Regions from separate parts of the Homo sapiens genome. Here regions 1, 2, 3, 4, 6 and 7 are each linked to region 5. Evidence: chromatin loops called from intact Hi-C (ENCODE). Cell type or tissue: A673. All regions are shown on one strand. Links, peaks and the distances in the headings refer to the core of each region. The heading gives the core; the rest is flanking DNA. Region 1 has its middle 310 kb from the start of SYT4. Region 2 overlaps LINC00907 (long intergenic non-protein coding RNA 907). Region 3 has its middle 72 kb from the start of LINC00907. Region 4 overlaps LINC00907 (long intergenic non-protein coding RNA 907). Region 5 overlaps PIK3C3 (phosphatidylinositol 3-kinase catalytic subunit type 3). Region 6 overlaps LINC00907 (long intergenic non-protein coding RNA 907). Region 7 has its middle 290 kb from the start of SYT4.

Region 1 (4,662 bases), core at 377-4,376, 1.5 Mb before region 5:
GACCCGGGCCTCCCTGTGCTCTTGAGGGCCTGGAGCAGGCATGAGACCTGCGTCCTGGCTGTAGACCCAGGCATCTTTGCACTCTTGGGGCCAGAAGGGACCCCCATTCCCCTGCAGGCCTGGAGGTGTCTGCTTCCGCTGCCTGGCCTCTCCCCATTCCTGGCACCCACTCTGATCTTGGAGCAAATCTGGGGCCAAGGCCAGAAGCTGTGGCAGCCAGGCCAGGTGTGCACATGCTCGGGCAGAGCTAACATGCCAGCCTCCTGCTGCTTCGGCCCCCTCCAGGCTTTGGGCACAGATGAGCATGGGAGGGAAGCTGATGGGGGAGCTGAGGGCAGCTCAGTGCTGGCCTGCAGGTGCCCCTTGTCGTGAACAGCCTGGGTGCCACGAATGGAGGCAGGAAGCAGACAGGCTCCTGGGTGAAAGAGGGCAGGTCCCAGGTGAAGCTCCACCTTCAAGCCGGGGAGGGCCTGAAGCCTGGGGGCTGGGCTGCTGGTCCCACATACCGGAGTGGGAACTTGTGGTGCTTTCTCTGGGCCCGCCGTGGCCGCCCATGGACCAATCAGCATGCACTTCCTCTCCTCTAGACCCATGAAAAGCCCTGGACTCAGCCAGACCAGAAGAGATGATGTGAAGACCCGCCTGCAGAGAGGAGCTACCCTCTCTGCTAAGAGCTGGACACTCATCAGGACACCCTGATTACAAAGAGGAGCTACCCACTGTGGCTCTCCTCTGAGCTGTTCTATCCCTCAATAAAGTTCCTCTTTGTTTTGCTCATCCTCCACTTGTCTGCCTACATCGTTCTTCCTGGATGCAAGACAAGACTTGGGACCAGCCAAATGGCGGGGCTAAAAGAGCAGTAACACCAATAGGGCTGACACACGCCCCTTGCTCACCACGTTACAGGCTAAGGAGAGAAGCACTACAGCCCTTTAACTCCCTAAGCCAGGGCTGTGACTCCCTTTTTGGAGCCCTGCAGTTCCTGGAGCCTCCAAGCTTCCAGGCACCCCTGTGTTCCCTGGTGCCAGCCATGGAAGCTGCTCTCGGTGAGCCTGGTCCAGCCACAGCCTCATAGGGAGCTGGGTCCTGTTCCAGCAGCTGGTGCTGCCCACCCTGTCAGCACTGGCGTGCCTGGCTGTGCGCAGTGGCTAGACCCCATGCTTGCTCACATTCCCCTGGTCACTCTGTGCCTGGCTTTTCCTTGGCAGGCATAGGATCCAGGCCAATAGCATGAGCCAAATGCAGCCTGCCAGGCTGAGTGGGCAGAAGGAGCCCAGAAGGTCAGAGTAAAATTCAGGCAAAGCTGCCACTGGTCACAGAGGTTTCCAGCTGGTGAAGCGACACACCAAGTATTCCATAACACTTCTGTGTTGTCCCACACTGAAACGGTAAACCGTTGCCCTGAATTTTTCACCCATAGCACAATTAAATTCAAGAATGCAGGTCTCCTATGGCATCAGTAAAATTAAGACCCTTACACAGAGCTATTCTAATTCTTTCCAGTAATTCCTCTACCTAGAAATAAATGCAACTCTGCCATTTAAGACCCAACTAGAAGCCTGATGTAGCTGCCTCACCTGATTATGAATACTGCTCACCATCTCTACTTCTGATGAACTACTTTTCCCAGAAAATCGCAACTCTCTGGATATTTGGTAATATACCAATTTTTGACATACTTGGATCCTGGCTAATGAACCCCTACCACTCCCCACAATCCAGTCTCTTTCTTCAGCCCCAGGTTTTCCTCTGCCTTGTTCCTTCTCAGTTGATGCCATTCCTCTTAGAAAATTTCCACTAGAGTACGGCAAACAACTTCTACACTACTTTGTTTTGATCAACTATATAAATAAAATCTTCATTTCAAATAACAAAAACCATAAGAAGTAACCCAAATTTATTCATAGATTTCATGGTATTCCCTTTCCTTTGTTTATGCTTCTTATTTATTTCTCCTAACTACATCTTGTCTTAATTTAACTAAGCTCCCTGAGAGGAAGGTGAAAATAATGTCAGAAAGCATTTTACAGGGAAGAAAGAAGCCTGTGTTCTACTCATAGATCCACCACTAACTTCTTGGCTGGATATCATAAGTTTGCATTAGATACTTTTCATTTCCCTTAACAGTTCTGGAATTTTCTGATTTTATATGAATGACTAGAGAAGACAGGAAATGAGGAAAGTGATTTTTTCCCCTAAGAAATGGGGAATTAGGAAGTATGAAAGGTATAACAAATCCCTGTCTAGCTGATGGTAGTACTGCTCAGTGGTGAGGTTCAGATGAATGACATCATGTCATCACATGCACTGTATGAATAGAATAAACCATGCATTACCTCAGTGTATTGGGATATGCCACTGATTTTGTTGAAGGTAGTTTTGTTTCTGGCTGTACTTTTCTTGATAGCCACCAGGTGGCATACGGATTTGATTTCCTGAAATGTAGACAGGCCTACATCTTGGAAAAAACATGCTGTAGCAGAGCTTTTCCAGGTTCACTCAAACAATAAAGCCTTATTTTAAGAATTACATAGAAAATTCTACTAGCTCAACTATCAGAGAAAATGGGCTAATCTCTGTGATATATTTATATATAAAAACCTGTCAAATATGAGTCATTAATATGCAAGAGCAGAAAAGACATTAGAGCATAGAGAATAAAAAATATAAAAATAAAATGTTAGTGGAAGAGAGACAGAAGGAAGATGACACAAACAGAAAAAGAGAAAAGGAATATAGAAAAAAGGAAGTTGAAGAAAGAATGGAGAAATGTAAGCAAAGAGAAATAAATGTAAGCAAAGAGAAATAATGAGAAAGGGAAATGGGGGAAAGAAAAAAACAACAGCATTGAGAATTCCACAGAGGAAGACTAAAGAGATAATAATCTTCCAGAGAAAAAGAAAGGGAGAGAGACTCAGTAAGTTTTGGGGTGACTTATAGAGATTAATTAATCTTATTCTTGCTATCACAGTATTTCTTTTGTTTTACAAATCTTTAAAAGTTTTGCATATAATTAGGTACATACTTAAACTGGCAAAATATTAGCTCCATCAAATGAGTAGATGGATCACTTGACTTATTTATAGCCCAAGTTGAGGCAAGAAAGAAGGATACATTCAGAGGCTTCTTTTTTTTTTTTTTTTTTGAGACGGAGTCTCGCTCTGTCGCCCAGGCCGGACTGCGGACTGCAGTGGCGCAGTCTCGGCTCACTGCAAGCTCCGCTTCCCGGGTTCACGCCATTCTCCTGCCTCAGCCTCCCCAGTAGCTGGGACTACAGGCGCCCGCCACCGCGCCCGGCTAATTTTTTTTTGTATTTTTAGTAGAGACGGGGTTTCACCTTGTTAGCCAGGATGGTCTCGATCTCCTGACCTCATGATCCACCCGCCTCGGCCTCCCAAAGTGCTGGGATTACAGGCGTGAGCCACCGCAGAGGCTTCTTGTATTGAGGCTCAAATGGCCTCTTTAGAAAAAATGACTTTAAATGATATAAACATTTTCACACCATGCCTCTAAAACATTGTTAGGCAAAAAGAATATGGCCTCCCACCACTAACCAACCTCCAGGTCTGACAATGACATCTCCATGACTCAGTCAAATGTAACACTTTATAAGAAATCAAAGTGGTGATGGAGCTCCCTGATTCATACAAGTTTGGTCAGAAATTGAAAAATCAGAGCTTTGGTTAGAAGAATGACTTCAAATAGCTCTCCAGCTAATTTCTCTCTATAGCCATGAGTAATAAAGCTAGAATCAGATATAATCTCTAAATCAGAAGAGCATAGTTCTATGTCATGAAATTCAGTAGAAATGGGCGCATCTTGGACTCTAGTGGAATTTGTTAAAAGGATTGGTCAGTAACAATAGAATGATCCATTAGTGTGAAACCTGAACTCGAAGTTAAAATAGATTTTTAGAATAAAGCAAAGTCAAATAAGTAGAAAAATTTTGACTGGAGGTTGTTATGCATTACATGCTTATATCCCCCAGAAGTTTAATATGTTGAAATCCTAATCCCCAATAGGATGATATTAGGAGGTTGGGCCTTTGAGAGACAATTAGGTCATGAGGGTGAAGTCTTCATGATGAGATTAGTGCCCTCCTTACAAGAGACAAGAGAGCTTGCTCTCCCTCTCTTTCCTCTTCACCATGTGAGGATACAAGAAAACATTAAGTAACCTTTCAACCAGAAAAAAGGTCTTCACCAGACAGTGGACCTGCCAGCACCTTAATCTTCTACTTTCCAGCCCCTAGAATTATGAAAAGTAAATGTTTGTTGTTTAAGTCAACTAATCTAAAGTAATTTGTTGCAGTAGCCTGAAAAAAAATGGCTTTAAGGCAGTAGAAAAGACAATCAACTCAAACCAGCTCAAGAAAAAAAAAATGAAAATATATTTATATATTAGTAGATACAACCAAAAAATTCAAGGATGAAATTGGCTTCAGTTCAGTTGAGTCTAGTTGTTCAAATGAGATTATAAGAGCTCTGCCTCTTTATCTCCCACTTCTAAATATTTCTGCTTGGTCCATTTGCTCCTGGATTCAGGGATAAAATTATGTCACCTGGGTTTCTTTCCCCGTCTCTCTCTCTTTCTCTCTCTCTCCACATAAGTTCTGCCTGACTTTATGCTAATTGTAGTCTCTGTTCACATGGCAGGAAACAT
Region 2 (4,662 bases), core at 327-4,326, 250 kb before region 5:
GATATAGAAGCTTTTCTCAAATTATCCCAGTATGTTAAACCTAAATATATATTCTTAGAAGAACTGTGAAATGGATGTTTGGTGACTGAGGAGGGATGGGGAAGTCCCTCCTCTTCTTATCAGCACTAATCAAACCAAATCATCAGAACTACAGCATTAATACTTGTATTCATCAGGATAGGATAAGCTATAATACAAGAACAAACAGCCACAAAATTTCAGTCATTTAACATAAAAATTTTTGTTTTGTTTTGTTTCATTTACAAGATGTTAATGTAGCAACTCTGGGGTCCAAACTAGCAGAAGCTCCAGCATGCTGCATTTCTCTCTATTTAAAATCACACAACTTACCTAGATGAGAAAATGAAAGGTCATACACGAACAACTAAACGTTTAGCCCAGGAAATGACATATAACACCGGGTTTACATCCCATTCCCAGAAGTAATCCCCAGCCCCATTTATGCAAAAGGTACGGGGAAGTTTCATCCTTCCAAACACGACAGTAGGTTTCAAGCTTTAGCTTGCATCCAAATCACCTTGAGTGCTTGTTAAAACAGATTTTGGGGTCTCACCCTCAGAATTTCTGATTCTGATTAGGGCAACTAATAATTTGCTTTTCTGAAAAGCTTTTGGGCCAGACGTGGTGGCTTACACCTGTAATCCCAGCGCTTTGGGAGGCCGAGAGGGGCGGATCACTTGAGGTCAGGCGTTCCAGACCAGCCTGGCCAACATGGTGAAACCCTGTCTCTACTGAAAATACAAAAATTAGCCGGGTGTGGTGGCGGGCGCCTGAAATCCCAGCTACTTGGGAGGCTGAGGAAGGAGAGTCGCTTGAACCTGGGAGGCCGAGGTTACAGTGAGCCAAGATCACGCCACTGCATTCCATCCTGGGTGACAGATCGAGGCTCTGCATCAAAAATAATCATAATAATAAAGGTTTCAGGTGAGGCTGATGCTGCTGTCCTGAGACTTCCCTTTGAGATCCCCTGGTTAGAGCAACAGTTCTCAAGCCCACCTGAACATTTACATCAACTGGACAGCTTGTTTAAAAAAGGTGCACGCCAAGGTCCCACCCCTAAATATTCTGTCTTAATTGGTCATCTAAAAATTCTCCTGTATCACCAGAGTTGCTAGTTCAGAAGAATACAAATTTAACTATGGGTGTAAGATTTCTATCAAAGTGTTCACATTACAGATGAAAAAACAAGTCCAACATCACACAGTAGGCTAGTGACACTTCCAAATCAAGAAACTGAATATCCTGGATCCCAAGTGGTGCCATATCCCTTAATGGGTCAGCACACAGAGCAGGCAGTATTTTAAGACCAATTTACTCCACAAATTTCTTTCCCTCTGCTTAAAATGGTTCGGCCTCTTTCCAGAGGGATGCTGGCTCTCAGTGCAATAGCTGCTGGGCTCAGGGAGGAGAAAGTGGATCCATCTCCAATTCTCCCACGTGGCTGAGAAAGAGCCTAGAAGCAGCTCTCCTCCCTCCCATTCCTCAACTCTGAGCAGCCCTGCCCTGGCTCCCGACCCAGCCTCACCCAGATTTTGCCTCTGCCCCAGGATCTGCGAGCCAAGTGGTTGACCCGGGAAGACAAGCCCACTTACAAAGAAACGTAAAAGAAAATGAACAAAACTGCTGCCAATGTGCCCTTTGGTCCCACATTGACTAAATCCAGGCTGCTAGAAGGCAGCGCGAGAAGAATCTCATTTTAAAAAGCAACTGAGAGAGATAAAACGCAGCTACCCAACCATTTTGGATACTGGTCGTCCTCTGCTCCCATCCCCAACACAAAGGCACAGCGTTCATTCTCCCATCATGAAATTTTACTGAATTCATCAACTCTAAGTAAAAATAAATAAATAAGAGCTGATCTGCCATCCTTTACAGATTTTGAACCGATTTAACAGCCATCTGATAAACACGCCCTGCATAACTAACGGCCTCTGGCCTGGCATCTTCCTGTAAAACTAAGAAACATCGCCATCTGCTGGCCAGGGAGCCCTGGTGCATGGAAATTTCCAATTCCATTGCCTTCAAGCAGCAGTGTCTGCACAGCAATAGGTCCATTAATTCTGCCAAAGGGTTGAAATTCATTGCAAATCATTTAATTTCTTTCACCAAGACAAACTACAAACTACATCATGAAATTTTGTTTAACTTTCTTGTGTTTTATGTATGTGCATGAGCTGGTTAGGGTGGGGAGGCTTTTTGCATGGTTACCTTCCTACTCTTTTTGTTGCCCCTATTTTCTCGAAATTCTCAATGTTGTGAATTTTATAAGTCCATTTAACTAACATTAAGTGAGCTTATTCTACGTGCTAAGTTGTCATACCCAAAGAATCAAACGACAGAGACTGAGGAGGGAGGAATTGGGGAATTGGGCGGAAGTCTCATTCTCACATTCCATATTAACTGGAAACCTGAGGCTCTGTAGTTTTGACTCTCGTACTTTTTTTTTTTTTTTGAGATGTAGTCTTCCTTTGTTGCATAGTGTTGTCTCAAACTCCAGCCTCAAGCCATCCTCCCACCTCAGCATCAAGCAGCTAAACTGCAGGCACATGCCACCGTGGTGGGTTTGACACTCACACATCTTAACAGTGAAACTGTGTTGGACAGAGGTTTTCAGCCCAACCGGGTTATTTAGACTTAAGAATGCCAAAGAAACACACTTTTATGGCCTCTTCCACACTAAATCCTTCTTAGAAAATGGGAAAGAGAGACTCTTGTGACCTAAAAGATGGGGGGTTTGATTGATGATCTGGGTGTTGATTTCTCCTCCTGCCCTTTCCTCTTCCAGTCCTCAGGTGACACCCACCCAAGCCCATCTCCACATTCTTCATCTACTTGCACAATCTTGACTGACATCTCTGATAGCCCAAAGCAAATTGAATAGTGAAGTTTATCTTGCTTTAATGCTTATGCTAGTGGAACTTATTTAAATGTATTTAACATGTACAGAAAAATTAACAGGAAAATAAATCGAGGAAGAAGTGTCAACAAAGAGTGCAAGGTACAGAAACAGGTGCTATTTTTGTATTTGGTGATGAGACCTGGGGGTAAGTGATGGTTGTTGAGCTGATGATGATCGTATTTTCTTTAATACCACGGACCACCTCTTCATCCAGCCTCACTAGCTGTGAAGCAGCTCTGAGGACCATTCTTACAGTTCTTTCCACATCTCTGTCTCCACTCCCCAGACCTTCCTAGTTGAATAGGCCTATAGGACAAGGACCCGCCCCCCTGCCCCCCATCTGTTATGACTGGGAGTGGAGAAATGGGCAATGAAAGAGAATGTGTAGGTGTAATGCCAGGAACTAGAATGATTTCCTGCCAGTGATGAGCTGTCTTGGAGGCAGCTCTGTCTGCTTTGCCATTCAGCACTGACCCACCATAAAGACAAAAGAGGAGGGCTCACTTGGGACATGGAGGTGAAAGTCCAAGCCTGCCCTGGCTCTTATCTATATGTAGGGTTAGCTATTCTACTCTCCAAGAAGAGTCATGTGGAAAAACAATGTTTAAATTCCTAAATGATTGAAGCAAGAAGAAAACACAAAGATGATTGTAAAGTGGACCAAACTGAGATCTCTGGAAGAAAAGTAATTTGCCCAGGGTCTCATAGCACACAAGTGGCACAGGGGAGTCTCTGGTCTCTTAGACAACATTTCTCACAATAAACTGTTCCTTTGTCACAAAATAGAGAGGTGCTTCTAGCCATTGGAAAGTTTTTGACACTGGGATCACCAATCTTGAGAAGTCCTGGACTCTTTTCTATCGCCATATCTTAGTCAATCTCATAATCCCAGGACATCCTTTATCTGAATATCTCTGTACATCAGAGTAAAGCAATTAATATCACATAAAATTTTAGAGATCCAGATTACATATGTATTCTTCAACATTGAGGACAGGAGCAACTGTAACAATGATCACCAAGAAGAAAGTTCAGGGAAATCAGCTACATTCTATAACAAAATGCTGTGTGGTTGAGTGGTTACTGTCCTAGGTTCTGAAAGGAAGATGCTGGAGTTGGAATCCTGGATCTGGCCCTTAAGAGCTGGGAAAATTGCTCAACCTCTTGTAGCATTATAATAAGGATAAAATAAGTTGAATCAAATAATGAAGGCATTTTGAACAATATGTGTGGCACATGGTAAGCAGTCCATCAGTGTTAGCTTTTGTTTTTATTGCTATTATCACTCAGTGAGTGACCAGCTGCCAACCCTGACTTTGAAGGAAAATCATTCTTACTCATCATTCAACATTCATTATACACCAGTCTTCTCTCTACTCTTTTCCAGGATAAAAGAAGAAAAAGTTAAAAAGGGAGAAAATGCCAGAAACTTCCTGAATCTTTTACAAAAAGTTCTAAGGTAAGGGGAAAGCATCCAGGATATGCTTTGCAAATTAACCTAATAGCAAGTATCTCTGCAAAACTTTTGTTGCTTTTTTTTTTTTTCCAAATGACTGTGGTTGTTTTGGCAATAGCTAGAAACATGAGTCAATAACCTCCTATGTGGCTCTCAAGAAATGATATTTAAATCAGAACCACAGCTGCGCAGGAAGGGCACATGAAGTCAAATTGCTTTAATGTTAATGAATACACAGTGTCATATGTGGTGATTCAATATAGCAAAAAAGTCTGAAAGTGAGTTT
Region 3 (4,662 bases), core at 393-4,392, 62 kb before region 5:
TGAAATCTCCATTTCTGACATCAATATATGTGGAGAATTAGAAAGATCCCCAGTAATAACGTTCTTGTAGAGAATACGAGCTGTAAAAAAAATCCTTGTCTGCTCATAATCCGTAGTCATCAAATAGAATCATGCAATATTCAAGCTACAAGCAATCTTAGAAATAACCCAACTCAAGTTATTGTATTTACACATAAGAAAATTGACGCTGAGAGAGGAAACTGTCTTCCTTTATCTTGAAGCAGAGCCTGACTTGAAATCCAGAGGTTTCTTACAAATGAAGAGGTTACAGGAAAAGATCTTTTTCTATGTCAAATGAGTCAAATGTTCCCATTAGCTTTAAAATAGGTCTTAAGAAACAAGTCCTTTAAAGAGAATTAAAAGACAAGCCATAGACTGGGAGAAAATATTTGTAAAGATATATCTATTAAAGGACATGTACTCCAAATATACGAAGAACTCTTAAAACTCAACAATAAGAAAACAAATAACCCAATTTAAAAATGGGCAGAAGATGTGTACAGACGCCTCACCAAAGAAGACATACAGATGGCAAATGAGCATTTGCAAACATATTCAACATCTTATGTCATTAGGGAATTACAAATTAAAACAACAACGAGATACCTCTGCATACCTATTAGAATGGCTAAAATCCAGAACACTGTCAATACCAAATGCTAGTGAGGATATGGAACAACAGGAACTCTCATTCATTGCTGTTAGGAATGCAAAATCATAGTCACTTTGACAGTTTGGCAGTTTCTTATAAAACTAAACATTCTCTTACCTACCCAGCATATCTCTTTCCTATTACTTACACTATCCAGCAATCATGCTCCTAAATATTTATCAAAGTGAGTTGAAAACTTGTGTCCATATAATAGTTATAGTAGCTTTCTTCATAGGTGCGAAAAATTAGAAGCAAACTTCATAGCAATTCACCAAATGAATTGATAAACTATGGTACATTCATGCAATGGAGTATTATTCAGCAATTTTTAAATAAGAGCCAGCAGACATGAAAGGCATGGAGGAATCTTACACATATTGCTGAGTGAAAGAAGCCGGTCTGAAGAGGATAACTACTCTGTGATCCCAATAATACAACATTCAGGAAAAGGCAAAACTATAGAGCCAGTAAAAAGGCCAGTGATTCCCAAGGTCTGGGGGCTGCAAGAAGGTGGAATGCGTTCTATTGATGGAGCACAGGGAACATTTAGGACAGTGAAACTATTCTGTATGATGCTATAATGGTGAATATATGACACTATACATTTTCAAAAATATAGAACTGTATAACACAAAGAGTAAACCTTAAACTATCAACTTTAGTTAACAATAATGTGCATCAATATTGCTTCATCAATTTTAACAAATATTGATATAGTTTGGTTGTGCCCCAACTGAATCTCATCTCAAATTGCAGCTCCCATAATCCCCACATGTTGTGGGGGAGACCCAGCAGGACGTCACTGAATCCTGGGGGCAGGTTTTCCTGTGCTGTTCTTGTGATAGTGAATAAGTCTCACAAGACCTGATGGTTTTATAAAGGTCAGTTCCCCTGCATGCATTCTCTTGCCGCCACCATGTAAGATGTGTCTTTGCTTCTCTTTTGCCTTCTGCCATGATTAGGAGGTCTCCGCAGCCATGTGGAACTGTGAGTCCATTAAACCTCTTTTTCTTTATAAATTACCCAGTCTAGGGTATGTCTTTATTAGCAACATGAGAACTGAGTAATACAAATGTACAACACAAATGTAAGATGTTAACAATGAGGAAACTTGGGGGAGAAGGATAAAAAGCTCTCTTTCTGTGTAATTTTTTTGTAAACCTAAAACTACTCTAAAAAATAAGTCTATTAAATAGAAAACACAAGGTTATTTTGAAAAGCAAGTCTCAACAGTACCAGGACAGAAATACTTAATATGCAAACTGTCAACAAACAGGTAGCAGCACAGTAACATATATTAAACCCAACACATGGCTGATATTTTTTATATTATAAACTTAACAGGGTTGCTTTTAAAGAATATTTAGAATAGAATGAGCATATTAACTGAACACAGAGAAACTAGAATTTTACATATTATTACATTGTTCCTCGTACAACTGCAAATCAGGGGGAATGAAGTTTCAAGACAGTATTTTTCCTTGGGATTTATTCTGAGTGATTCTTGTTATCTAGACCGTATCCAAATGGTATGATTTTCTTTCAACAGTATTATTTTAAGTCCTTATCTTTGTTTCTGTAAGTCCATATTTTGTATGAGACGTAGGATTTCTTTTCTTGATGCCCATATCCATTTTAATCATGTAAATTAAAGTATAAAATACAACCCAATCTTCAGAAATTTACTTTATAAATACTGCCTCCAAAACACCATCCTCTATAAAAAGAGCAGCTTATTCCAGAAACACCCTGTTCAGATACGCATTATGATACTAACCACATTAAATTATAGTGGAATGGAGAGAAGTTATGGAAAATCTTAGAACATATAATGTAGCTTTCTTCTTTTAGTTATTTCAGGGGAAAAACAAAAAAACAAAAAACGTTTCAGGCTTCTGTGCTGAGAAACAAGCCCTAGACAGTTGGCCGGACCACCCAAGCCTCTAGCTTAGTGAGCACCGCCATCTAGTGGAAGGATTTTGTTTCTGGTTTCAGTTTTACCAACAATTAGCTGAATGGCTTCTGGGAAGACATTTAAACTGCCATCAGCGGCCTCGTGCATGAAATTGGAGATAATAGTGCCTATTCTGTCTACTTTCTTAGCTACAGGGGTGAAAAATATGAAGTACTGAAAACCCTCAGGGTCTTTATTATTAGTTCATAGCTGCACTTGAAAGATGAAAGCTAATTTTTACTCTAACAAAGCAGAATTCTCTAGGCCCTGAGAATTCAGATAAGTTTTGGCTGAAAGTTATTGGTTTTCTCTCCTTCTAGGATTGTGGCACATATAAACCTAATTAGTGCATCTGAAAGTTTATGAAGTGACTGGTTAGAGTCCAATAACCTTTATTGCATGTGGCCCACATAAGCCAATTATAAAGGAAAATTATGGGCACCGTTCTGATGCAATCATGGGTAAACCACAGAAGAGGCCACAAACAGAACTTCATTCTCAGTGAAAAAACACAGATAACCAGACTTGGACTTCGAGGCTTGGCAACAAGGTCAGGTCTGGGATTCTATGGCGATTGATGTGCCCTGTCTGAGGCTTTCTCTAGCCTCTGGGCCTCCTTTGTCTCCTCCTCCCTCATTCATGTTAAAGGCCATGATTGGAAGCCTTGAACAGATATGCAAAGCGTTCCTTAAATGTAGACAATTGAAATACAAATGTTCCTCCCATGCACTATTAATTATTTTACAGCTTTCCCCAAGCACACTGTGTATATATAGCAGCTTAAATGGTGACTAAAAAATGTGAAGAGAATTTTTTTTCTCAGTTTTTCTGTTTCTGCTTCTCACTTCCCCATTCCATTTGTACTCATTCCTCCCCCTCCAAGTATTTGAAGAAGGTAAATATATTTCAAGAAGGCAAAATTGCATCAAAGACACACTTTGCTTTTTTTCGTAGTTGAGATTGGCAACAGTCTACACCCATGTAACCCTGGTTAAGCTGCCTTAACACTTGGGCAGAAGTTTCTTTATCTGTAAAACAGAGATAGGCAGGCACTAAGTCATGAAAAGCTTCAGTGTGCCTAGCACATAGTAAGTGCTCAATGGCAAATATTTTTAAAAGTTGGGGAGGGAGAAACCTTAAAAACATTAAGTCTGGCAAGTTTACCAGTAAAAGAAAGTGAGCTCAATCTAGAAACGTTCATCTGTATTCTCAAAGGAGAGAAATTCTGGAGGATGTTACCAAAGAACTCTTGATTCTATGTGGTTTGGCTGTGTCCCCACCTAAATCTCATCTTGAACTGTAGCTCCCATAACCCCACATGTCGTCAGAGGAACCCGGTGGGAGGTAACTGAATAATGGCAGCGGGTTTCTCCCATGCTGTTCTCGTGATAGTGAATAAGTCTTATGAAATCCAATGGTTTTATAAAGGGCAGCTCCCCTGCACACGTGCTCTTGCCTGCCACCATATAAGGCATGCCTTTGCTTCTCCTTCGCCTTCTGCCATGATTGTGAGGCCTCCCCAGCCACGTGGAACTGTGAGCCCATTAAATATCTTTTTCTTTATAAATTGCCCAGTCTTGGGTATTTCTTCATAGCAGTATGACAATGGACTAATACAGCAATGTATTGACTTTTGTCACTGAGCCGTTGTAAAACAAACAGCACTTAATATACAGTAGGCTTTTAGCGGATATTATTTCATCAACAAAGAATGTGTATGTCATTTGCAGTGAGACAATTCTCTATGGCTCTTTCTTGTTTCTGCATATCTTAGAAACAGAGGCCCAACTCCCTTTGTTCTTGACTGTCTTCCTAAATATGTTTGTATAGCTAACAGCCTTAGAAGATCACTCCCTCCAGAGCCAAAGGCAGGTTTATTTGTTATCGGGGAAAATTCAGCCCCCAATATTTCAATGTAGGTTCTTTTCTCTTTCCCTAAGTGTCAGCCGGTTTGAGAAATAAAGGGAAAGAGTACAAAAGAGAGAAATTTTAAAGCTGGGTGTCCTGGGGAGACATCACATGTTGGCAGGTTCCA
Region 4 (4,662 bases), core at 431-4,430, 540 kb before region 5:
AGTTTTGGAGGCTGGGAAGTACAAGATGGAGGCATCAGGAGATTTGATGTCTAGTAAGGGTGGCCCAACTTCCTGATATACTGGAATGGGTGAATGAGCTCCCTTAGATCTTTTTTTATGATAGCAATAATCCCATTAATGGGAGTTCTCTCATCATAACCTAATCACTTCACAAAGCCTTCACCTCCTAATACCACTGCCTAGCACATTTTGATCTTAACATATGAATTTGGAGGAGACACAAATATTCAGACCGTAGTATTGAGAAACACTGTGAGCAAATCTATGTTCACAAATTTAAAAATCTAGATGAAATGGATCAATTCCTTAAAAGTCACAATCTGCTAAAACTTACACAGGAGTCAAAAACTATCTGAATATGTCTATATCTACTAAAGAAAACACGAGGCCCAGATGGGTTCCCTTGTAAATTCTACCAAACACTTAAGGAAGAAATTATACTAATTCTCTGCCATCTCTTTCAGAAGATAGAAGGAGACAAAATACTTTTTTAACTCATTCCATGAGGCCAGTATCACCCAAATATCAAAACCAGACAAAGACATTACAATAACAGAGAACTATAGACCAGCATCTCTAATAAACAATAGATACAGAAAATGCTCAACAAAATATTAGCAAATAAAATTCAACAATGTATAGAATGAAACCAAAACAAGTGGCATTTATCCCAGATAAATCCATCACAACAGGCTAAATAAAAAAAATTCATAATAATGCTAATAGATAAAGAAAAGCAATTAGGTTTTTCTTTTTCTTTTTCTTTTTTTTCCAAATTGGCAGATTAGAGACTTTTAGCATGCCTCAGCCATTTGGAAATAACAAGTGGCTATACTCTGTGAGCTTTACTTCAAGAAGGAAAATGGGAATGTACTGCAATCAAGAAGGACACCTCATGATCCCAGGGAGGAGAATGCTGGCAAACAGCCCCTGTGATGCCGTCTTGCTGATAAAACAGTGAAGCTCCTGTACGTGAGAGAAGCAGAGAGCCTCCCTCTGTGATTCGCCTTTCCACTGGGAACCTGAGCAACCCAGGCCAAGGGAGAGAACTTTGTTTCTCCCAAGCTCTGGAACTAACTTGAGGAGAGGCTTAGAAATGCTCTGATGGAAAGACACTGGAAAAGCTGCTGACATTTTTGCAGACCCAGTACCAAAAGCAGGACATCATTTTTAATCTGGGCATATACAAAGTCAGCCATCCTTTGGCAACCTTTCAGCAGGGCCATTCAGGCATTTTAGTATCATGCAAAAGATTGGAACACCTGCTCTGGAGCGAAGATAAGGGCCTCCACAGCCAGAACTGTGGAAAGCACTTCAACAGTAGTTGCTGTAATTGCGCGCTACCCAGGAGGAGATCTGCTGCAGCTACAGTTTCTCTTGGACAGTGAGACTTGCAACCAGGGCCACCTTGGCAACCTATAATCCATCTGAGTGTGCCATTGCTGTTTGCCCCAGCCTGCTCCCCTGAGGTTGTAGTGCAGCAGGACCCTCTCTGCTCCACCTCCGGGTGGAAGTGCAGGTGTTTAGAGCACCTGCTTGCCTGGACCAACAGCCTGAGCTGCCCCACCCTTCATGGACGTAGATCACAGTGCAGTGGGGGCCTCTCTTCTGCATGCGCAGGCAGATCTCCAGGCATCTGGAGCACCTTCTCACCTGGATTAGGAGTTTAGGCCATCTCCCATCCCTGTGCAGAAAACTTGTGGTTGAGAGGGTTTCCTGGCTCCACACCTAGGCACACTCAGGGTGCTTGGTGCCTACCCACTGGATTTTCTCTTGGCGCTGGTGCTTTTTCCTGCCATTGGTGGACCTGTAGGCAGAACTGCCAGGTCTGGCTCCATCCATCTTGGTCTCCATCTCCTCCCGGGGCTGAGCAGGGAGCTCAAATCACCGTGCACTCTAAGATCAGCTCATTGGCCGGGCGCGATGGCTCACGCCTGTAATCCCAGCACTTTGGGAGGCCGAGGCGGGCAGATCACGAGGTCAGGAGTTTGAGACCAGCCTGCCCAATATGGTGAAACCCCGTCTCTACTGAAAATACAAAAATTAGCTAGGCGTGGTGGCGCATGCCTCTAATCCCAGCTACTCGGGAGGCTGAGGCAGGAGAATCGCTTGAACCAGGGAGGCGGAGGTTGCAGGGAGCCGAGAGATGGTGCTGCTGCACTCCAGCTTGCGCGACAGAGCGAGACTCCGGGGGGGCAGGGGGGACACACAGCTCATTGCCTCAGGCAACAAAGAGCTTCTCCCAATAAACATGGATCAAATATGTACCCAGCCACTTTGGCGCAGCCAGCCGGCTCTTACCCATAAGTGCCATCTACTGGCTTGTAGGTTGAACTGCATAACCCTATATAAAACCTGCCAAAAGAAATGCATGGGTTTATGGAAGCTAACCCAAAAGATCCTACCCAGTATGCTCTACAATTACACCCCCTAAAAAGGGGGGCAAAGGGAAAAGAAAATAATGGGAAAGAAAGAAAAAAATTCTACCTGGAGAAAAATGATTACAAAAATTAAAAGTGCAAGTGTATCCAGATGACAAAGATTCGGCACGAGAATTCCGGCACCATGAAAAATATGAATGAGATACCATCACCAAAGGATTGCACTAGCTCTCCAGCAACAGTTCCTAACCAAAATGGAAACTCAGGAATGACAGATAAAGAATTCAAAGCACGGATTTCAAGGAAGCTCAACAAGCTCAAAAACAAGGTTGAAAATCAACACAAGGAAAATGCTAAAGCAACGCAGAAAATGCAGGAAGAGATAAAATCTTATAAAGAAATCAATCAGAGCTTCCAGAGTTGAAAAACTCACTTAAGGAATTTCAAAATACAATTGAAATACTTTGTTTATAAGTCAAGAAATATGGGATTATGTAAAGTAACCAAACCTATCAATTATTGGCATTCCTGAGAAAGAGGGAGAAAAAGTAAACAACCTGGAAAACATATTTGAGAGAATAATTCAAGAAAATTTCCCTGAACATGCTAGAGAGGTGGACGTATAGATACAAGAAATTCAGAGAACACCTGTGAGATACTACTCAAAACAAAGAGAACCAAGGCATATTGTCACCAGACTCTTCAAGGTCAACACTAAAGAGAAAATCTTAAAGGCAGCTAGAGAAAAAGGTCAGATCATGTACAAAGCCTCATTAGGTTGACAGTGGACTTCACAGCAGAAATCTTAATAGCCAGGAGAAATTGAGGGATTATTTTCAACATTCTTAAAGAAAAGGAATTCTAATCAATAATTTCATATCCTGCCAAACTAAGCTTCATAAGTGAATGAGAAATAAAATATTTTCCAGACAATCAAGCACTAAGGGAAAATTCATTACCACTAGACTAGCATTAAAGAGATCCTTAAGAGAGTTTTAAATATATAAACTAAAGAACAATACCTGTTACCACAAAAGCACACTTAAGTGCATGGCCCAAAGACCCTATAAGGGAACCATATAACAGAAACTACAAAGCAACCAGCCAACAACTTCACAATTGAATCAAAGCCTCATATATCAACTTTGAATGTAAATAGTCTAAGTGCCCCCCTTAAAAGGTACAGAGTGGCAAGTTGAATGAAAAAAACAAGACCCATCTGTCTATAGTCTTCAAGAGACCCATCTCACACATGACACCTATAGGTTCAAGATAAAGGGATGGAGAAGGATTTACAACATAAACAGAAAACAAAACAAACAAACAAAAAAAGAAGGCATCACTATTTTTATTTCAGATTAAATAGACTTTAAACCAACAACAGTAAAAAGAGACAAAGAAGGGCATTACATGCTGATAAAGGAATCAATTCAACAGTAAGACTTAAATACCATAAAGATATATGCACCCAAAATAAGAGTACCCAGATTCACAAAACTGGACCTTCCAGAGTTATGAAAATACTTAGCCACACAATAATAGTGGAGGGCTTCATTCCACTGTCAGCATTAGACAGATCATCACGGCAGAAAACTAATAAAAATATTTTAAACTTAAATTTGACACTTGACCAATAGGACTTAATGGACATCTACAGAATTCTCCATCCATCAACCACAGAATATACATTTTTCTCATCTGCACACAGAACATACTCCAAGATTGACCACATGCTTGGTCATAGGGCAAGCCTCAATAAATTCCAAAATATCAGAACCATAGCAATCACACTTTCAGACCACAGTGGAATAAAAACAGAAATAAATACCAAGAAGATCCCTCAAAACCACACAATTACATGGAAATTAAATGACTTGCTCCTGAAGGACTTTTAGGTAAACAGTGAAATTAAGGCAAAAGGAAAAAAAAACTGAAATGAATGAAGACAGAGACAGAACATACCAAAATCTCTGGGATGCAGCAAAAGCAGTGTTAAGAGGAAGGCTCATAGCATTCAACACCTACCACAAAAGTTAGAAAGATCTCTAATTAATGATCTAACATCACACCTAGAGAAACTAGAAAAACAAGAACAAACTAAGCCCAAAGCTAGCAGAAGAAAATAAATAAAATTAGAGCATAAATAGGCAAGATTGAGACCCAATATTCCATACAAAAAAATCAACAGCCTAAATGTTGGTTTTTTGAAAAAATGAACAAGATTAACTGACCACTAATTAGATTCACAAAGAACAAAAGG
Region 5 (4,000 bases), core at 1-4,000:
ACTATTTTCTTCTCTCTAATAGTATGAGTCCAAATAAGAACTACATAAGTTTAAAAAAAAAAAGGCATTATTCATCTCATGGTGGTAAAACAAACAAGCAAAGAAAACCTAATAGCCCTTAAGGAATGTTTATTATGTGCTCAATACCAAGCAAAAGTCTACTTATCTCATTCAAACCTCACAGCACCACTAGGAGAGAGGTTCTATTATTATTTACAGATTCAGAAGAAGAGACTGAGTTACTGGCATATTATGTAACTTACCCAAAGTCACCCAATGGGGGAGGGGCAAAATAAATGCAAAAATTTGCCTTTAGAGCCAAACAAATTAGCCACTCTGAAAGACTGTTTCTTGGTCTAAAAAATAATCATTTTCACATAAAATTAAAGAATAATACAGAAAATCAGGATAGAAGCTGTGATGTTAATACTGACTGTCAACTTGACTGGATTGAAGGATACAAAGTATTGATCCTGGGTGTGTCTGTGAGGGTGCTGCCAAAGGAGATTAATATTTGAGTCAGTGGGTTGGGAAAGGCAGACCTTTAATCTAGATGGGCACAAACTAATCAGCTGCCAGGGCAGCTAGGATAAAAGCAGACAGAAAAATGTGAAAAGAGAGACTTGCCCAGCCTCCCAGCCTACATCTTTCTCTCGTGCTGAATGTTTCCTACCCTCGAACATCCGACTCCAAGTTCTTCAGTTTTGGAACTCAGACTGGCTCTCCTTGCTCCTCAGCCTGCAGACAGCCTATAATGGGACCTTGTGAATGTATGAGTTAATACTTAATAAATTCCCCTTTATATATATATATATATATATATATATATATATATATATATATATATATATATATATATATATATACCATTAGTTCTGTCCCTCTAGAGAACCCTGTATTACAGGAGCTATATTGAAAGAAAATGTCCAATTAAGATAAAAATAAGAATAACCATTTTTCTTTATGTTGAGCTTTCTGAGAAAAGTTTCAAAGTGTATTACTCTAAAGTGGCAAGGCAGACAGAAAAGCTACTACCTCTCTCACAAATGGCAACTCAAGATCAGGAGGGCCATCCTTAGGACTCACAATGAACTTTCCATTTAGTACAGATACCAGTTCCCTCTTTACTTTTGTGAACATTTTTCAGTTATTTACAAATGAATTTCAAATACTGATTGCATTAAAAAGTATACCATAAGCAGTGAACATATTTTTCAGTTATACTGCCTTCCCCTCTTTCCTCAAACTCCCAAAAATAAAAACAAAAAAATTAACCTTTCTCCAAAGAGCTGGGATAAACTCAAACCATGTTTCATTTGAATCCTGTCACAACTGATCGCCCTAAGTAAGCTTTTTAAAGCTTCTCCTAAGGACAATGATTCTTGGGAAAAAATCTATTATTTTTCAACTCCACACCACAGCCTAGCTTTGTAATTTCTTGTCCAAAGAATTCTATAGTAATAATGAAAAAAGAATTCAATAGTAATGCACTAATAAGTAAAATATCATTCACCCCAAACTTGTTTCAAGAAAACAGCGTTATAATTAATCACATGACAATACACTGACAATACAATCGCTACACTTTTACATTTATGGTGGATACACAGCGCCCTCTGCTGTGCAAGCTGAGTAAACTTCAACCAAGCTAGAAGTATTCAAAAACAAAGCATGGGCCAAAAAAAGGTCTGGGAAATCCATAATTGAGACTAATATTTTGCATTTGAGAACATTACTCTTGTATAGATTTTGACATTCTCTATATGCAGCGAATCATTTTCTTTCACATGCCCAGAGTTCTTAGCTGGATCATTTTCTATTTCATCTATATTTACAGGGTAGAATAGTTTGTCTGGTTTAAGTCCCCAAAAAATATCAGTGAAATGAAATCTGCGTGGCTCCTTCTTCTGCTCCATCCCCCATATCAAAGAACTGGACACAGATGAAACAGTGGAAGTCTGATTGAAATTCAAAACCACTTTAATCTAAAGCAGAATCTTAGACTCTAAACCTGCTTGGGCTGGCAAAGGAGTACAGAAAACAAAGGTATTGTATTTTGCAGAATAAGAAAAATGTTACTTGATTATTAAAAAATGCTCCATCAGCCATTGAAAGATTGGACAGTTATGTAAGAGAACCCAAAGTTTTCAATTTGAAGGCATAATAAACTCAAAATATACAATGGACAAGTCTTCATGACAGTCGAGGCATTTTTTAAACTAAAAACATTGGAATATATTTCCTGCACTGAACCACATTCAAAATTCACTTTGAACTATACAAAGTCTATTTATAACATATATGAAATGTAACTTAAAACCACTTTGAAATACAAACTCTCAGTAAAAATGACTAGAGACACAAACTTTTTAAAATTATTATAAATTGTTAGAACTTGAAGAATGCATTATACTTCTATTTGTCTTGACATACTCAGTCTCTCCTTATAGAATCTAATTTCATCCAAACCAAAACTAAAAACTTGAAAACATGTATCCAGTAAGAAAGATATAAAATGCTAACTGCATAATGTAACTGGATGAAATAATTACAGAGCAGTTAAGAAAAAATGAACTGCTGTTTTAATAGGAAAAAAATGTGCATCTTACTTATGCACGTTTTAGGGTAAAATCTTGGTTTTGAAAAAGCAAATCTGGAGCACCCTCTAGTGGAAAACTGTTAACAAAAGCTTAAAGCTTCTGTTTCTGAAATTTAATTCAATTTCCATTAAACAAGTAACTGAGACCTGGGCCAAAAAAGTGTATTACGCAGATTCTTCCTTCCAGTTTCACTCTTAAATACCCCCATCAAAACACACATACGCACACACACAAATACACACAAGGGCACTTTTCAAAGTATAACAGAAAAAGGTTTTTTACACTGTCTGATTGTTTATCAATTTCCAAAAAAAGAATCAAGTAGAACTTGTGAATATAAAATTACAGATGTAATACTACCTTTTTTTCCACTGGCAAATTCTTTTTTATTTATTTTATTTTTTATTTTATTATTATTATTATACTTTAAGTTTTAGGGTACATGTGCACAACGTGCAGGTTTGTTACATATGTATACATGTGCCATGTTGGTGTGCTGCACCCATTAACTCGTCATTTAGCATTATTTTTATATTAAAGAATTCCATTGTAGTTGTAAATGATTACAATCTGGAAAAAAATGGAATCATTTTGGTTGCTTGATTCTTGTGGTTAAAAGATTCAACCAATAAAAAAGAGCTAATGAAAATAACACATGAAAACTTCCAAATTACAATTCTCTCCAAATACACCATAATGTTTTATAAATATCCTCTGCTAAATGAGCAAATCAGCCAAGAATCTGCATGACACTCTGATTATATTCTTTTGGTCTTGGTTATTAAGGAGATTGACTGGCTTTGACACAGACATGACATCACCCATGCAAGTTCTAACAGATGATTTTTCATATGTAATAATTAAAAACTGAATATATGACATTCCAAATTATAAATTAATAGGACCATTATATTAATAGATTATTCTTGATGTATTATGTTAAATTATTATTATCACAATTTGGAGAAATACAAACAAAACAGAAAATGTTTTGAGAGACCAATTTAAAGAGTAACGTAAACATCTGCTTTCTGCAGAAAGCGGAAGAAACTTGAATTATTTAGCCCAGACAGGTTCATGGAAGAGCAGAAGTATTTATTCATCATTAATTCAACACTGATTTATTGAACACTTTAGCTAGGTGGTGTTCAAGGTCCAGAGGCATGGGGGTAACCCCAATGGACAAAGGTTCCTGCTCTCATGGAACTTGCATCCTGAAGGGGAGAAGATGATGATAAGAACTCAACAAGCTCTAGGAGAGCAAGGATTTCTGTCTCTTCTGTTAACTTTGGTATTCCCAGCATCTACTAGCTGTTCAATAAATAGTTGTTGAATTAAACAAAAAAGGTAACTTCAGCTAGTGATAAGTGCTATAAACAATACAGTAATAAGTAGAGAGC
Region 6 (4,662 bases), core at 364-4,363, 220 kb before region 5:
TTACTAACATACATCTACTCAGCAGGAATATTTGTCAAGTGCACCTTGAAGGGCTTGGGTGCACAGTGGTAAGCAAAAGAAGCACAGTACCTGACCTTAGGAAGTTAAATCATAGCTAGTTCTCATGGAATGAGAAGATTTCGAATATGAAAAGAGTAGGGGAAAGCACTGAGAAATATTGAAAAGGGAAATACTTGGATCAACAGGTTTTTCAATGCTCCTCAAATTATACTATGAAGTCAGAAATGTACTCTCTGTAAAATTAATAGAGCCATCCCTATAAACCATTTATTAAGTATATTTTATGTGCCTGGCAATTTCCTATGTACTTTACTTGGACGATCTCATTTTATTCATAGGATATTAGGTAGATATTTTAATATTATCCCCAGGTAATGAGTAAGCCGTGGATTGACTGACCCCTCCAGGCACCTGCTTAATAACTACAATATACTACCTTATGCTCTAATGAAGGCCTTGGCAGTTTACTCCATTTTTTACCCAAATGTGATGTAGCTCCTTTCAGTCCCCACCCTTGAGAAAGAGCTGACAGCACTGTATGTGCCATGAAAACTTCAAGAATCCTTTTTAATTTTAGATGACTCCTTATCTATGTATCCCCACAAATGTCACTTCCAAATTTCTTCAGGAAGGAATTCCAGGGCTGGTTTGCTTTGCTTCCAACTTAAGGAAACTGGAAAATGCGAAAATACTTAGGGCCAGCATTCTCTTTGTAAAATGCTTTTTTTTTTTTTTGAGATGGAGTCTCACTCTGTCCCCCAGGCTGGAGTGCAGTGGCGCTACTATCTCAGCTCACCACAAGCTCCGCCTCCCGAGTTCACGCCATTCTCCTGCCTCAGCCTCCGGAGTAGCCGGGACTACAAGCGCCCGCCACTACGCCCGGCTAATTTTTTGTATTTTTATTAGAGACAGGGTTTCACCATGTTAGCCAGGTTGATCTCCATCTCCTGACCTTGTGATCCGCCCGCCTCAGCCTCCCAAAGTGCTGGGATTACAGGCATGAGCCACGGCGCCTGGCCTGTAGAATGCTTTTAATCTCAAAGTTCCATGACCACCCTAATTTGTATACTTTACAGTAATTTTTATGTATATATATATATAGTCATTTAAGATAAACAGAGTGAGGTAGATAAATTAAGAATTATAACCATTTGTTAAAAGAGTAACAATCCTCCAAGAAATTAAATGACTTGCCACCAAATCTATGCACAGGTAAGAAGTGGCAAAACCCAGGTTTTCATACCCTGGTCAAGTCCTCTTGCCTCCTACTATTCACCAAGTTAAAGGTCAGCTCATACTAATTGGTGCCTTGGAGTTGCTGCCTAGGGAGTAGATTTTCTCAACTGCTCATTCTATCCCTATCCTCTCCACAAGTTACACCAGGGCCACAAAAGCAATTACTGCTTGAGTAGACTGGAAAACAGCAATTTTAAATGATTAAAAAAGGGAAACATTTTTAAAAATAATTACTATCATTATTTTTTATTTGGGAGGAAGAGAGAGATAAATATATTGTGAATCAACAGAAGCCTTGGCCCATGTTCTCTAAGCCTTATTTATCTGGGAGTTGTTTATCTCCCAGAGTTCTCCCTCAGAGGAAAGAATAATAATTATTGTTTAATTATAGCAGAAGTAAATTTTCTCTTCCAGTTCTAAAGCAGGATGACTCATAGCTCTTCATTTATTAAAAAATAAAATGTCTTTCAGAGAAAAATATTTTTCAAAAGCCAGAGTGTGAAAGGGGCTCAAGACTTCCATCTGGGACGCTCAGTGACAACAGAGCCATTTTCACCTGACATTACTCACCAGTGGGTAATGTTCACACCTGTGCAAAGTGTAGTCAAGAGATGCATTTTCCTACTGGGACCATCCTTCTGCTACTCAGAACTGCATGAGACAAGGAGCACTTTTCTCTTAAGATGTTTCCAGCTGAGCTATCCAATTACTGGGGTGTATCTATCTTCTGAGCAATAGAGGGCCCATCAGAACGTACCTGATTCCACAGTAAATCTCTTGTGTTGTTACTGCTGATGATTTAATTTTTGCTTACTCATCTAGGAACCTGGAACCTGGTCCCACAAACAACATATTCTCAATTTCTAAGCCTAACAGGGTTCCTCAGCCCCAGTTGATCTTCCAGTCCTGCTATCCCTCCCCAAGCTTCATCAGGAAGATTTAAAGTTCAGTCAGACCCACTCGAGATTTCAGTCTCCAGATTCAGTATGAAAAAATCATGGTGATATCACCTGTATTCATTTATAAGGAAATGAGACAAAGACTAAACATAAAAACAGATTAGACAGAGAACCTGATGGTGGATATACTGCTCCCTGACCATCTCATTTGCAGGAATTATTGTTGTTGGTGTATTGTATACTGAACTTTACTATATCCTCTCCTCATTGAAATGCAAACTCTGAGTCTAATGAGACATGTCCCACCTGTCCGGCTGTCAGGCTTCCTGAAAGGCGTGGGAGGAACCCACAGGACAATAAGAGGAAAGCAAATGGGCAGAGTCAGACCTGATATAATAAAACTGCCTTTTAAAATATGGATTCCAGAGCTGGGTGTGGTGGCTGATGCTTATAATCCTAGCACGTTGGGAGGCTGAGGTGGGAAGATCATATGAGGCCAGAAGTTGGAGGCTGCAGTAAGCTATGATCACGATGCCACTGCACTTCATTCTGGATGACAGAGCAAGATGCTGTCAGAGAAAGAAAAGGAGAGAGAGAGAGAGAAAGAGAGAGAGAGGAAGGAAGGAAAAGAGAGAAAGAGAGAGAGGAAGGAAGGACGGAAGGAAGGAAGGAAGGAAGGAAGGAAGGAAGGAAGGAAGGGCCAGCCCAGAATTTTATAGAATCTTTTTTTATGATCCATTAAGAAACAAGGTGGGGCTTTGTGTGTGTGTGTGTGTGCGCGCACGTGTGTGTGTGTGTGTGTAGGCAAGAAAGCCCTTCATGTGGAAGGGCACAAGTAATGATTTTATAGTGCTAGGAAGAAAGGATTTTCAGACCAGCAGAATCAACATGCCATAAAATCTAATCTAATCTAGTACTTTGGAATAAGTATTACCTCAGAATACTAACAATACCACAGCAAACGTAAATTGCTTTCTAATTTTAGAAAGTAAGATAAATATAAACACTCTTATGAAAGGTAATATGTAATGTCATTAACATCTTAGTGTGAATTAATTTAAACAAAGAGAAACAGACATGTGTGAAAGAGTGTGAAGAAAGAGAGGAGTTAGAGAAAGTGCAGCTGCTGGACACAGTTTGACTACATGTACATTTTACCAAGGACATGGCCTGGCCAAAGACATAGGCACCCTCTGCTCCCAAACCAACACCACACACATCTTGCACAGTACATGACACACATCTTTGTTCAAATCCTTACCTAATAATCGAAGTTTTGGTAGCTGAGAGTTTTTTTGCCTGGAAAAAAAATGTTTACAACACTGATCTTGTGATCTGTGGCAGTTCTAATTTTAACAGCATTTTCTGAGAATAGAAAAAATACTCTATTTCATTTTCTCCCTTGACCTACTTTAGCATATTCTGCCCCACTTAATATTTTCTATCCTTCACATTCTCCCTCCTGCATGTTACACAAAGAGATACTGAGCTGGAGAAAATAAGCTGCATTTGTCTTTCTGCCTCTTCCCTAAAGAGGGGTGTAGAAACCTGAATGCATTCATTGATCATGCCTCCTGCTGTGCCCAGCCTGGCCTGCACAGGGTGCCCATCTTACAGAAAATCTCCTGTGAATCAGGAAGACACAGAAAGGAATTTCAAATTACCCACTCTCCACCATTGTCCTTACATTACACATTTTCCTGAGATTACACGTTACATACTTAGATTATAATTACATATCGCCCTTAGATTACAGCTGAGTAATCTAATAAACCAATCTACTGAAATGTGATAAAGTGAGCCAATTATTTCTAAGATGTCTGTCACAGAACAAGCAGCCCTTTATTGCTTACTCACTTATTTTGCTTGTGGCCTAGCAAAGTATCTCTTGTGGACCAGTAGCATTGGTATTACCCGGGAACTTGTTAGAACTACAGACTCTCAGGCTTAGGCTGACCTCATCAGAGCCTACATTTTAACAAGCCCCTCAGGTGATTCATATGTACATTACAGTTTGAGAAGCCTTGGCCAAGTTGCTCATTAAAATCTTGCTGTTCCTGACTGCCTCAGTGAAAAAGTTACTTACCAGAGTATTCCAGGGAGCCACTTAGTGACAAAAGCAAGTTCATCCTACTGTGGGCCCCCATCAGACACATCAGAAGGAGAGAAGTCTGGGTCTTATTATTCTAACTTATGGAGGTTGCTTGATTTCTGACTTGGCAGACAAGCAACCTCTTCAGAGGTCTTCAACTTACCCACCAGGGGTCACCCTAGTTGGTTCATCTGTGAGACCTAGCCTGGATAAACATATGTACTCCCTATCCCTTTACAAATGAAAGTCCAACACTTTGTTATAAAGAAAATTACTTTCCAACTATTAAATAAATGATAGCCACTATTTTTGTTGGCTACTTGTTTTGGGAGAAGGCATTTCAATAGATTGTTGTTCTATACTCCTGAGATTTTTCCTGCTGCTGAGTTTTTTGTTGACATCTTGTAATTATGA
Region 7 (4,662 bases), core at 261-4,260, 1.5 Mb before region 5:
AAGTAAAATAAGGGTTACTTGGACCCAAGGCCTGTGATACACCAGCAATTAATCTGATAACCCAGATAGCTATTAAGTGACTAACAGGTGGGTGATGCAGATGCATAAACATGCCGGACAAAGGGATAATAAATGGACACAGTGGGATGGTTGAGATTTCATCAGGATACTCAGAATGGCATACAATTTAAAACTTACAAGTTGTTTATTTCTGGGATTTTCCATTTAATATTTTCAAACCATGGTTGACCTCAGGTAACTGAAACCATGAAGGGAAAGCTGCAGATAAGAGGGGAGCATTGGGCAGTGCAAGGACACCTTTTCTATCCACTCAGATAACCCCACTGTTAAAATTCTTTTCTACTTCATTTGCTCTATAGCCTCCTTATATCTCTCTCCACACACAAACACATATGTATGTCATCATCAATCTTTTGTTTTCAACTGTTTAAAAGCAAGCTGCAGATAGGATATCTCCAACACCCCTAAATGCTTCAGTGCTTATTTCAACCAAATAATGTCTCCTATCTAACTACTATAAACACTTCCAAATCAGAAAATCAATGCTGATATGACACTTTCTTTCTGGTCCAGAATGTCATCTAGGAATACCCATTAACTTAATTGCTGTGTCAATTCAGTCTTCTCCAAACTACATGTTTATTAGTCTTTCTCTGTATTTAATATCCTGGATAGATTTAAAATCTATACATCTTATATTTTGTAGGATGATCCCTAATTGCATCTGTCCAGTGTCACCTCATAATCAGACGCATAACACTTTAAATGATTTTAAAAAATAATTTTGAGGTCTTCTTTATAGCATCATATCAGGGACAGACAATATCTGTCCATCCCACCACTAATGATGTTAACCATAAATGCCTGGTCCCATAATGTCTGCCTCACTGTAAATTCACAATATTTTTGGTAATCAATAAATATTTTTCCAGAGTATGCCAATGCCCTGTTCTTCATTAAACCTTTGCTTATTAGCTTTAGCCTCAATTATTGACTATTACATGAAACAACTAGCAACATGATGAGTGCTAAACTCTGATGTTCAATTTCTTTTTCCCCCTACATTTATTATGGGCATTCTACCACAAGGAAGAGCTTTCCACTCTCACCATCAACTATACATTTATTCATACATTCATTTATATCAGTGTGAACTCATGGATTTCTATTTTACTCAGTGTGGTGCAATCCATCACTATCATTATTTACTTTGATGTTCTAATTGTACCATGTTTGTCCAGAAGGAGTCCCTTCAAGCTGGCTCTTGTGGCCTCTTGACATGTTGCCAATGTTCTTTTAGGATTTACCACAATATGTTGTAGGCCCATCTTATTTTTTTCTTAGAGCCCTTGAATGTAGCATTTCAAAAATATTTATTTAAAGACCCCTGGTGATATTTAGATATCAACATCTGGGTGCTGGGTATGTTCATTTCTAGTGAGATGCCTTCACTTTCATTATTTCTAGGTTTTCTGGAAGATCAAGGAATGTAATATATGAACATATATGTATGCATACATATAAGTATGTATATTCAGAAATTTTCACGTACATAAGTGTGTGTATATATATATACACACACACACATATATACATGCATATATATGTATATGTCTCATATAGGTTAATAACCATAACTCTAATTATATTCTGACAAATCAATGGACATATTTCTTTCTACCCTTTCAGTATTTTGAATTACTTTCTCCAGTTAGAAACTTGGCTTTCACTATCCATAGTGTATTTTTTATACACTTATTTGTTCAATATTATCAGTCTTACAACTGTGCTCCCTTTTCATCTGCTACCTCTGCACCCATCCCCTTTAGCATCTTGTAACCTAAACTGCCAAAGTGCTTTGTGTAGCTTCCTCTACCCTCAAATGCTGTATCCTTGGGTGCTAGTGAGCACACAGCCAGAATGCTTCCATGTGGCATCTCCTAACCTACCCACATCCTTGGCCACTGGTAAGCACATTGTCACTGTGTCTTGGAATATCTCCTCTGTTCACCTCTTATTACTGATCTCCAAGCCCTCAGGCACCTCTCAAACACTCTTCAGTGTGAAGAAAGGAAAAGGAACCTGGGAAGAACAGGGACAATGGAAATAGAGGATTATTCTTGGTTTTTACATGCCCTTCCATTATATCAGACTGTCAGCTGTGACTTTTCCTGTTGTCAATATGCCTATCTCTACCGTATCATCCCCCAACTTCCACACATCTGATATTTCCATCAAATCAGTATAATAAAGATACTTAACCTGTCTGTGCATTTGCTTCCAAATCTGTATTATGGCATAATAATGATGCAGAGTTCATATGGTTGTTGTGGGGGTTATATGTGCTTAAAATAATGACAAAGAGTGAGTGCTGAATAGACACTAACAATTGTTTAATTCCTATTTGGGCCATGTGATGGCACTAGAAGCCCTGTTTTCAGTATTTGGTGGCTGGCAGCAGACATTTCCTGGCAGTCTGTTGGCTCGTGGAAGATTTGACCAGAGAAGAAGATTAGTGTTTCTGAAAACTTTGTTCCTAAAGAAACCGGCTATAGGTCAGGGACACTTTCATTGTGACCAAACAAGATCAGCGCATGAGGTCATGTGAATCACAAATGCTATTCTTCACAAAAGTAAAGTGTGAAAAGTTTCCATGGGCTAAAATGACTGGAAAAAAAGGAACATAATACTTTAAACTCACACCTTTCTTGACCTTTTACTTCCTTTTGCAGCTCAACAAATGTCGTTAATGCTATTTGAGGCTCTTTGTTCTGTGTTACCCATCTTGAATTGTGTTTCATGGACAGGTCTTCTTGAATAAGTTCTCTTTGGCGTGCTGTAATTTTTCTCTCTCCATTTCCTAGAAATGAATGGGAAGCCTATATATACAGACTGACTTAGGAGAATATACTAACTCCTAATCCTTCTGCCATTCTCTGAGTCTGGTGCTATTCGTAGCAAGTGCCACACTATTGCTTCAATGGTGTCAAGCTATCAGTGGAAATGGGAAACAATCTGATCCAGGTGTGAATATGCAGAGCAGAAAATGATGCTAAATTGTGACAGTAGTAACCCAGTTCATCCTAAGGAGCAGATGGAATTGATTATTTACCACCCTTTCAAGAACTTGGTGCTTGATTTACCATTGTTCTAGTGACTATTGTTCACCCTACAGATAACCAGAGAAAAGATTCCTTATAGAACCTACACCGCTTTATTAGTATGTCCCTGGTTGTCACCCTATTGTAACAGGATCATTCTTTCTTCTGAGATAGATGACAGAGCACGAACATCCTCAAATAACATTGACTAACTCCCCCCAGAGTCCTTGACCAGGCCATTTATCTACTGAAATACATTTTTAACACTTTCAAAACAAAGAAATCCAGCATATGGCAGTTAATTTGGATCTTAACAACTCTGTACTTTGAAAAGACAAATGATCAGCAAGCTGTTTCAAACCTTAACCTATAATTTGAGAGGAATAATTTATTATCCAAACAAAACGCCTTTAATTAATCAAAACTTAACATTAAATTCAGAATTAAGTTATGCCACCAAGCCATCTGTTTCCAAGTACACAGAGGCATTCTCTCCTACTGACAAAATACTTTGTCCTATGTAAGTTTGGAAACAGGTGTTTTTTAAAACTTAATTAAGCTCAGACATTGTGTTATTCATTAAACATATCTTAATGACTTTTAATCAAGAGTTGGCTGGCATAAAAAGCTATTTAACATTTTTGTGAAAGAGAAAGGCAACGGATAATTAAGAATATAGCAAAAAAAGAAGTGATCAACTTGTCAGGCACAGAATGACAAAGAAGTGAAAGTTTGTCTTATTGGTAATAATGACAAAATTCACCTGATCTGCCATGAAATCATGATCCAACCTTCCATTATTTAACTTCTAGACTTTTTAAGCTAATTGGAGCTCAGTTATCCAGTAATTTTGAACACACAGAATGCAAATAAGCCTGGGAAAGAAGAAAAGTCTGAATCATTTATGAGTGAACAAAAAGTAGACATCCTAAAGCATGCATCAATAAGCATGCCTCATTGAATAGTTCAAAATTTACTAATGATACTACAAAAATATACCTGCCAATAGGGAAGAAGAGAGAAAATGTTAAATACACAGTCAAACAGAATTTAAAAAATTTGTATATGGCTCTTTCCCTTAGGGAGGTATAGCTTATATATTTCAGGAGCTTCTGAAAGCATTGCTATATTACAAGTGAAGATAAATAATGATTCAGGGATAATGTTACATTATGCCTACTGCCTACAATGCAAGAAGGTAAATAATTATGTGTTGCATCTAATTTTATATAAACTTAAATTTAAAATAATTTAGGTGCATCCCAAATACCTGTTTAGTAGGACAATTTGTTCCCCTAGTATGTTAGGTTTGGAAAATTTTCCTTTACTTTTATGGTCCAAGTTAATTTGGTCCAAGAACTTTAAAAGACACTAATGGTAGACTATGGATACAATTCGATAGACTAGATTCATAATATATTCCATGTCAGCCAATTGGAAGATAATTTTAGGTGAAGGGAAGAGAGGTGAAGGGATCTCTGAGTTTTCTAGAGATCTCTTCCATAAGTTGTGAAGCATGATTTAGTATTCACGTCAAAAT

What was found. Hi-C counts contacts between places; a loop is a spot of excess contacts. Peaks named below come from ENCODE experiments on the same cell type or tissue, not always from the same donor. Only the 100,000 strongest peaks of a DNase experiment are listed, where the experiment ranks them.
Region 1: it touches region 5 in a loop (4-fold over the local background); 15 of 110 quality-filtered maps call a loop at or near these places.
Region 2: it touches region 5 in a loop (7-fold over the local background); 6 of 110 quality-filtered maps call a loop at or near these places.
Region 3: it touches region 5 in a loop (6-fold over the local background); 14 of 110 quality-filtered maps call a loop at or near these places.
Region 4: it touches region 5 in a loop (4-fold over the local background); 2 of 110 quality-filtered maps call a loop at or near these places.
Region 6: it touches region 5 in a loop (7-fold over the local background); 9 of 110 quality-filtered maps call a loop at or near these places.
Region 7: a loop joins it to region 5, with 9 times the contacts of the local background. A loop is called at or near these places in 31 of 110 quality-filtered maps.

Annotation. Positions count from the first base shown.
Region 1 is chr18:43,585,501-43,590,162 of GRCh38, reverse strand. No RefSeq gene overlaps it. Among named protein-coding and RNA genes, the nearest start is that of SYT4, 310 kb to the right of the region's middle. RefSeq lists an enhancer at 977-1,616. In A673, for the core only: a CTCF peak has its summit at 2,398 (motif pointing right); a DNase peak (open chromatin) is centred at 2,402; H3K27ac peaks cover 1,345 bases.
Region 2 is chr18:42,296,271-42,300,932 of GRCh38, reverse strand. The region is part of intron 3 of LINC00907 (long intergenic non-protein coding RNA 907); the gene reads right to left. Among named protein-coding and RNA genes, the nearest start is that of LINC00907, 110 kb to the right of the region's middle. In A673, for the core only: a CTCF peak has its summit at 1,992 (motif pointing left); a DNase peak (open chromatin) is centred at 1,972.
Region 3 is chr18:42,112,501-42,117,162 of GRCh38, reverse strand. No RefSeq gene overlaps it. Among named protein-coding and RNA genes, the nearest start is that of LINC00907, 72 kb to the left of the region's middle. RefSeq lists an enhancer at 3,199-3,338. In A673, for the core only: a CTCF peak has its summit at 2,652 (motif pointing left); DNase peaks (open chromatin) are centred at 2,642 and 3,032; H3K27ac peaks cover 2,380 bases.
Region 4 is chr18:42,594,063-42,598,724 of GRCh38, reverse strand. The region is part of intron 7 of LINC00907 (long intergenic non-protein coding RNA 907); the gene reads right to left. Among named protein-coding and RNA genes, the nearest start is that of LINC00907, 410 kb to the right of the region's middle. In A673, for the core only: a CTCF peak has its summit at 2,346 (motif pointing left); a DNase peak (open chromatin) is centred at 2,284.
Region 5 is chr18:42,050,993-42,054,992 of GRCh38, reverse strand. All of the region lies in intron 21 of PIK3C3 (phosphatidylinositol 3-kinase catalytic subunit type 3), which reads right to left. Among named protein-coding and RNA genes, the nearest start is that of PIK3C3, 98 kb to the right of the region's middle. In A673, for the core only: CTCF peaks have their summits at 1,623 (motif pointing left) and 2,649 (motif pointing left); a DNase peak (open chromatin) is centred at 1,612; H3K27ac peaks cover 1,550 bases.
Region 6 is chr18:42,274,402-42,279,063 of GRCh38, reverse strand. The region is part of intron 3 of LINC00907 (long intergenic non-protein coding RNA 907); the gene reads right to left. Among named protein-coding and RNA genes, the nearest start is that of LINC00907, 90 kb to the right of the region's middle. In A673, for the core only: no CTCF peak of the experiment used is centred there; DNase peaks (open chromatin) are centred at 2,783, 2,923, 3,733 and 4,153; H3K27ac peaks cover 3,762 bases.
Region 7 is chr18:43,561,789-43,566,450 of GRCh38, reverse strand. No RefSeq gene overlaps it. Among named protein-coding and RNA genes, the nearest start is that of SYT4, 290 kb to the right of the region's middle. In A673, for the core only: a CTCF peak has its summit at 2,435; a DNase peak (open chromatin) is centred at 2,470.